Linked DNA regions of Homo sapiens: region 1 is linked to region 2. The links are chromatin loops, found by intact Hi-C in ENCODE. Cell type or tissue: endothelial cell of umbilical vein. All regions are shown on one strand. Each heading gives the region's core, and the rest is flanking DNA. Links, peaks and the distances in the headings are about the cores only.

Evidence for each region. A loop is a pair of places that touch in the nucleus more often than their neighbours do. Peaks named below come from ENCODE experiments on the same cell type or tissue, not always from the same donor. Only the 100,000 strongest peaks of a DNase experiment are listed, where the experiment ranks them.
Region 1: it touches region 2 in a loop (7-fold over the local background); 5 of 110 quality-filtered maps call a loop at or near these places.

What each region holds. Positions count from the first base shown.
Region 1 is chr14:100,140,814-100,143,721 of GRCh38, reverse strand. It overlaps EVL (Enah/Vasp-like), which reads right to left. Exons shown (of 14, transcript NM_016337.3): 12 at 2,476-2,542; 13 at 1,929-1,986; 14 at 1-21. Among named protein-coding and RNA genes, the nearest start is that of DEGS2, 17 kb to the left of the region's middle. In endothelial cell of umbilical vein, for the core only: no CTCF peak of the experiment used is centred there; DNase peaks (open chromatin) are centred at 971 and 1,311; H3K4me3 peaks cover 269 bases; H3K27ac peaks cover 2,453 bases.
Region 2 is chr14:99,981,056-99,983,963 of GRCh38, reverse strand. It overlaps a transcript of EVL not described here. Among named protein-coding and RNA genes, the nearest start is that of EVL, 83 kb to the left of the region's middle. In endothelial cell of umbilical vein, for the core only: a CTCF peak has its summit at 1,309 (motif pointing left); a DNase peak (open chromatin) is centred at 1,293.

The DNA.
Region 1 (2,908 bases), core at 128-2,627, 160 kb before region 2:
CACTCAGCTCCTGCCTGATGGCTGCGGGACAGGTGGCGGCGGCTCAGGTGCAGCCATGACCAGTGCAGCCCGGTTCCTCATCAGGGCCCCGCACCCCTGGCGTGGACCTGCCTGGTATGTGTCCCTGTTCCATCTCCTGGGAGCCCCACCCAGGCTTTGGCATAGACCTCTGGGGTGATGACCAAAGGCTTTGGGTCTCATCTGCCATTCCTTCTGCGGCGGCCCCTGCTGCCACTGCCCTTTTAGGGGAGGACCTGGCGTAGGGACAGAGGCCTGTGCCCTGCCTGTGGCCTCACTGCTGCTGAGGAGTGCTGGGCACCAGAACTCTGGTGTGAGGAGCTGCTGTGTGGGGACGCAGGGTCTCTGTAGGCTCTGGACAGGTGGGTGTCCAGGTGCCGGGGGCCCGGGAGCCCTTCCCCCAACATAGTGGAGGCTGAGGCTCTGCCCTCCCAGCTCCTGCAGGGGTCAGCAGGAAATCTTGGCCCTGGACCCCAGGGACTGCCCTGGCTCTGCTCACTCCTCAGGAGAGGCAGGGTCCTCTCTTGCCTCCCCCCAGCTTCCTCATCACCCCAAGCTAGTGCTCCAACCCCCGGCCTCCCAAATTTGGGCCTTTCCCTCCTTCCTCTGGTATCCATCCCCTCCCGGACTCCCCCTCCTCTATGTCAACTCAGGCCTCTCTCTGGATGGACCTTGCTGGGCCAAGAGCCAACAGCCAGGAGAAGGTTGTGGGGGCTGGGGGATGGGAGCTGCTTCTCAGAGCCCCTGGTATGGCCCATGCCTACCCCCGGGCTCTCAGCCAGGGTGGGTTCCACCTGGGGCTGCACCCACAGCAGGTGGAGAGGCTGTGGTGGGCCCTGGGTTTCTGACCCAGCTATGCCTGGGGCCAGACGGCACCCAGCAGTAAGGCGGTGTGACCAGTTGGCTGAGTGCCTGCCTATCGCCCAGGCTGCCTCATTCCCCTCATTTGTTAACTCCTTATCTCCCCAGCCCAGGCCTTTGGGGGAACTGGACAAACAGGAACTGAGTGCTCTCTGCTCAAACAAGGGTGGGCCGGCTGGGGGAGGAGGCCTGGGTCTTTGGGCTCCCACCTGCCTCTTCCCTCTGCCATCAGCCTCCACCCCTGTGCGCTTGTGGGACCCTTTTGCCCCGGTCACTGTGATGCCCTGGGGGCCAGACCCAGCTACACACCCAGGTGTCAGCCTTTATCACCCTGGTTGGGGAGGCACGTGGGGAGCTGGCACTGGCTGTGCTGCATAGCTCGTCCCTAGACTGAGTCTGCCCTGCCCACTCCCCCTTTTCCTCTGGCTGCAGATCTGAGGCAGAGCATTCAAAGGCTCTGCTGGGAACCGGAAGGACGGATGTGATGCATTGAGACCCACCCTGCTCTGGAGCCAGAGGCTGCTCCCTGCCTGTTCCCCAGCCCAGGGCCAGGCAGGCTGTGAACGAGCTCAAGCCTGGAAGGTGCTTCTGTAGACCTTGGTCTTCCTGTACCCCCAGGAAGGCAGAGTGGTCACCTCAGAAGCCCAACACCAGTGACTGGAGGTGGCAGTATCAAGAAGGCAGTATAAACCGCCAGGGGGTGGAATGACAGCAGCTCAGGTGGCTCCTCCAGACCTGGCTCTGGAACGATGCTGGGGTCTCCCCTCCATGCTCTTCCCACGTGGGTCTTCCAGGAAGGTGCCGGGGATGTGGAAGGTCAGATTCGGGTGTCATGCTACCAGGGAGCTACAAATTCTTAGGCAAGCCACTTAGCTTTCAGCTTTCCTGAGCCTGTTTCCTCAACTAGAGATGGTAAGAATGAAATCTCTCACAGGGCCCAGTGCAGTATGGGCTCCAGCTCAAAACTGGAGGCCCCCAGCCTGGGTGACAGGGACCCTTGTCCTGCGGCCACACCTGGGTGCCACCCTCCCCGGTGGGGCTGCACTCACCGTCGATGATCTCCTCCTTCACCTTGTGGAGCTCTCTCACCACCTCCTCTAGGATCTCCTGTTGGGAGAGGAGTGTCCAGGTGAAGGGACAGGCAGTGGAGACGGAAAAGCCGGCCTGGGCTGGGCCATGTCCAAAGGGCTTGGGGTCTCCTGGGCCTCTCCAGAGTTGCATCTGTCACCCTTGTCTCCTCGTGGCCCCCTTCCCACGCTGAGGGGGGACGGCATGGGAGGCCTGGGAAAATCCTGCTGCCACCTCCCTCAGGTAGACGCCACTGAAACTAAGGGCTTCCTCGGGGCAGAAAGCCCCAGAGGCAGGCCTGAGGGAGGTGCCCAGAAAGGTTGAGGGACATCCTAGTTCTGGTGATGGCAGGGGCTGGGGACAAAGGACAGGCTTGGGCACCCCCTTTCTGCCGTGGCTGCTCCCTGACTGGCCTTTTGGCAGCTACATGTGGGCCCCCAGGGCCTGCCTGGCCATGCTGGTCAGAGACGGTCCCCCGCCTGCTGGCTGCCCTCAGCCTCTTGAGGGAAGGGCACAGGGCATGCTCACCTGCTTCATCCGGTCCAAGTCGAAGGCATCCAGGGCCATGTCATTCACGCTCCCAGCAGGCTTCATCCTGGGAGAGAAAGGGCCTGTGGGTGCCCTGGCTGGAGACAGGTGTGGGGGAAAGCTGGCTGTGCAGAGGCCCCGCTCAGGCTGGGCCCACCTGCTCCCCTCGCTCCATAGAGGCTGCTTGCTTCAGACTCTGGCCACCTCAGACTGCCTGAGAAGGATTTAACGCCCGTCTCCACCTCAAGAGGTCTCCATGGATACCGTGACTGTATTTCCCAACCCGAGAGCCAAGGCTGGCTGGGGTCAACAAAGAAACTGCTTTCTGATCAGAGAGCTCTTATGCAGAGGTGGCAACTTAAGTGACAACATCGCACCCACCCGTTGCCTCCCTGGAAAGAAACACAGTATTGACAGCCTCCTCCTCAGGGTG
Region 2 (2,908 bases), core at 183-2,682:
ATAATCTCTGCCTTTATAAAGCCTTCAGTAGATCAGGGAAATTTTAAGTAATTACATACATATAAACAGTTACAGAAGAGGAAATATGGGATATCACAAAGGTAATTAACAGGAAAGGGCCCTCAGCTAGGCTAAGGGTCAAAGGCTGCCTCCCTGAGGAAGTGATGTTTCAAATAAGATTTGAAGGCTAAGAAGTTAGCAAGGTAAAGAGGAAAAGGAAGCAGCTAGACTGAGATCAACTTGCATGATTTAGCAACAGATCTTTTCTTATTTAAGAATTCTTTGAGAGAGAAGGGAGAAGAGAAGATAAGTGCAATAAACACAGCTCCACAAAAGCAGCAGAGCAGCAGGCAGGACCCAGAGAATGGTTGAGAGTGCTGGAACCTTTTAAAGAAGAGGCCCAGGACAAATACATGGGAAAAGGACTGGAGAAGGGTGTAGGCGGCTGCCAAAACCAAGCTCTTGTAAGGTCCACTGTCTCTTTAAGTTCCATAGGAAACACACCTTTAGAGCTATAAAATGGCATGTCTCTCCTTTATTACCCAAGGAGAGGCACACACTGGCTCATGTTTCCCTTTCTGTCATGACTTCCATGAATTTCACAGCTAAGTGTGCTCGACTGAAGTAACTCTTTCTTAACCTAAGTTTTCTGGTACAATTATCGCCTCTACGTCCAAATATTATGTCTCCTGTTTTATCTTTCTTTTGTCTATTTCATCTTTCATAGAGAATGTCACTGGATCTTTCTTAGAAGGTGATGCATCAATAGCAACTGCAGTTTCTAAACCAAAATTTATCACATATGAAGTCATATAGTCATCTGACAAAAGGGCAGAATATTTGAAACCAGAACTGTCCCATATCCTCATGGAAGATAAACCCTAGAAAATAAATACAGGGTGGTGAGGCTGGGGTGGGGTGGAGTAGGGCAGATAACTAACCTTTACTGAATATCATAAGCTGAGAACTTCTCATGTATTCTCATTTGATCCTCACAAAACCCTCTGAAGAAAGTGAACTGTCCTCATTTATACTTGAGAAAAACGGAGGCTCATAAAGGTTACGTAAATTGCTAAAAGTCAGCTGATAAGTAGTACCTCTGGGGCAGAATCCAGGTCTGACTCTAAAACCCAGGCTGCTCAGTATACAGGGGTTAAATTAAACTAAAACATTTTAAATCTAACTCAAATTCTTTTTAAGAAGTCCCTTTACATACCTACATTAACTGCAAACTGAAGAGTAGATGTCTTTCACACAGCCCTAAAGACAAAGACAATGCATCTTCGTATGAATCGCTCACAGAGGAACTGGGAACAGGGCTCCCTCCCCTGGTGAGCAGACAGAACTACACCATTTCAAAGTACAGTATTTTTTCCCCCCGCTCTCCCTCTTAACCCCATTTACTTCTCTCTCCTGATTCCTTTCCAAAGTCCTTCCTTTGGTGCTTGTTTTTGGGAGAACCTCCAAGTTAAACCTCTAGGATTAAACTTCTATTCACTAACTTTATCTTCTTCTTCTTTAAAATTAACATTCTGGTAGTATATATTGATAGCCTTTAAAATGTTTATACCCTTTGGTCCCAAAAATACCATTAAAATATATATTACGAATAAATTATAGTATACCATCTGACAGACTATTATTCAGCTATTTTAACTGTTTTCAAAGAATATTTAGCTGTTTTCAAAGAATATTTAGTAAGGGGGAAGTGCACATATATCAAATGTACAATGCCCAATACAAATATACAGTACACTTTCAATTTTGTAAAAATGTTTCACTTGTACCTGGGAATGATAAAGGAACTACACCACAGGTTTGATGTGGTTATCTGTAAAGAGCAGGATCAATGCTTATCTGTATTGTCTTCTTTATATCATACCATTCTGTTTTCATACTCTCCTTAACTGTTTCATGAAGGGACCGGCCACTCTTCTCACCCTCACCCCGACATCAGCTGGAAGTGCTTTCCCCTGAGTTACCACCACTCTTACTGCAGCACTTGCGATACATTCATGTGGCAACTCAAGAGTCCCTTCATCAAGCTTATCCAGACAGACCTCGTTTCATTGGGCTTCACTTTATTGAGCTTCACAGGTATTGCGTTTTTTACCAATTGAAGGTTTGTAGCAACTGCCCTGAGCAAATCTATTGACATCATTTTTTCCAATACCCTATGCTCACTTTGCTAGCATTTTTAAGCAATAAGGTATTTTCTAATGAAGGTATGTACATTTTCTAGACATAGTGCTACTGCATACTTAACAGACTATGGTATAGTGTAAACATAACTTCTATATGCACTTGGAAACAAAAAAATTCATGTGACTTGCTTTCTTACAATATTTGCTTTACTGCTTTATTGTGCACCCACTGTATCTCCAGGGTAAGTCTACTGCAAGGTTCCTCAAACATGGGCAGTACACATATTCTCTTTAAAGGGGAAAAATCTGTATGTGAAACAATATGATTTAATTTATATTCATTCAGCTTATATATATAATTGTTACTTTTCTTTTTTTTAATTTTATTTTTGAGACAGTTTCACTCTGTTGCCCAGGCCGGAGTGCAATGACATGATCTCGGCTCCTGCAACCTCCCCATCCCGGGTTCAAGCAATTCTTCTGCCTCAGCCTCCCAAGTAGATGGGATTACAGGCGCCCGCCACCACGCCTGGCTAATTTTTGTATTTTTAGTAGAGATGGGGTTTCACCATGTTAGCCAAGCTGGTCTCCAACTCCTGACCTCAGGTGATCAATCCACTGCCTCAAACTCCCAAAGTGCTGGGATTACAGGTGTGAGTCACCATGCCTGGCCTATTATTTTTCTTAATCAACAGAAGTGCTAGCCAAAAGCCTAAAAAGCAGATGCCTACACTTTTTTTTTTTTTTGAGATAGGATCTCAATA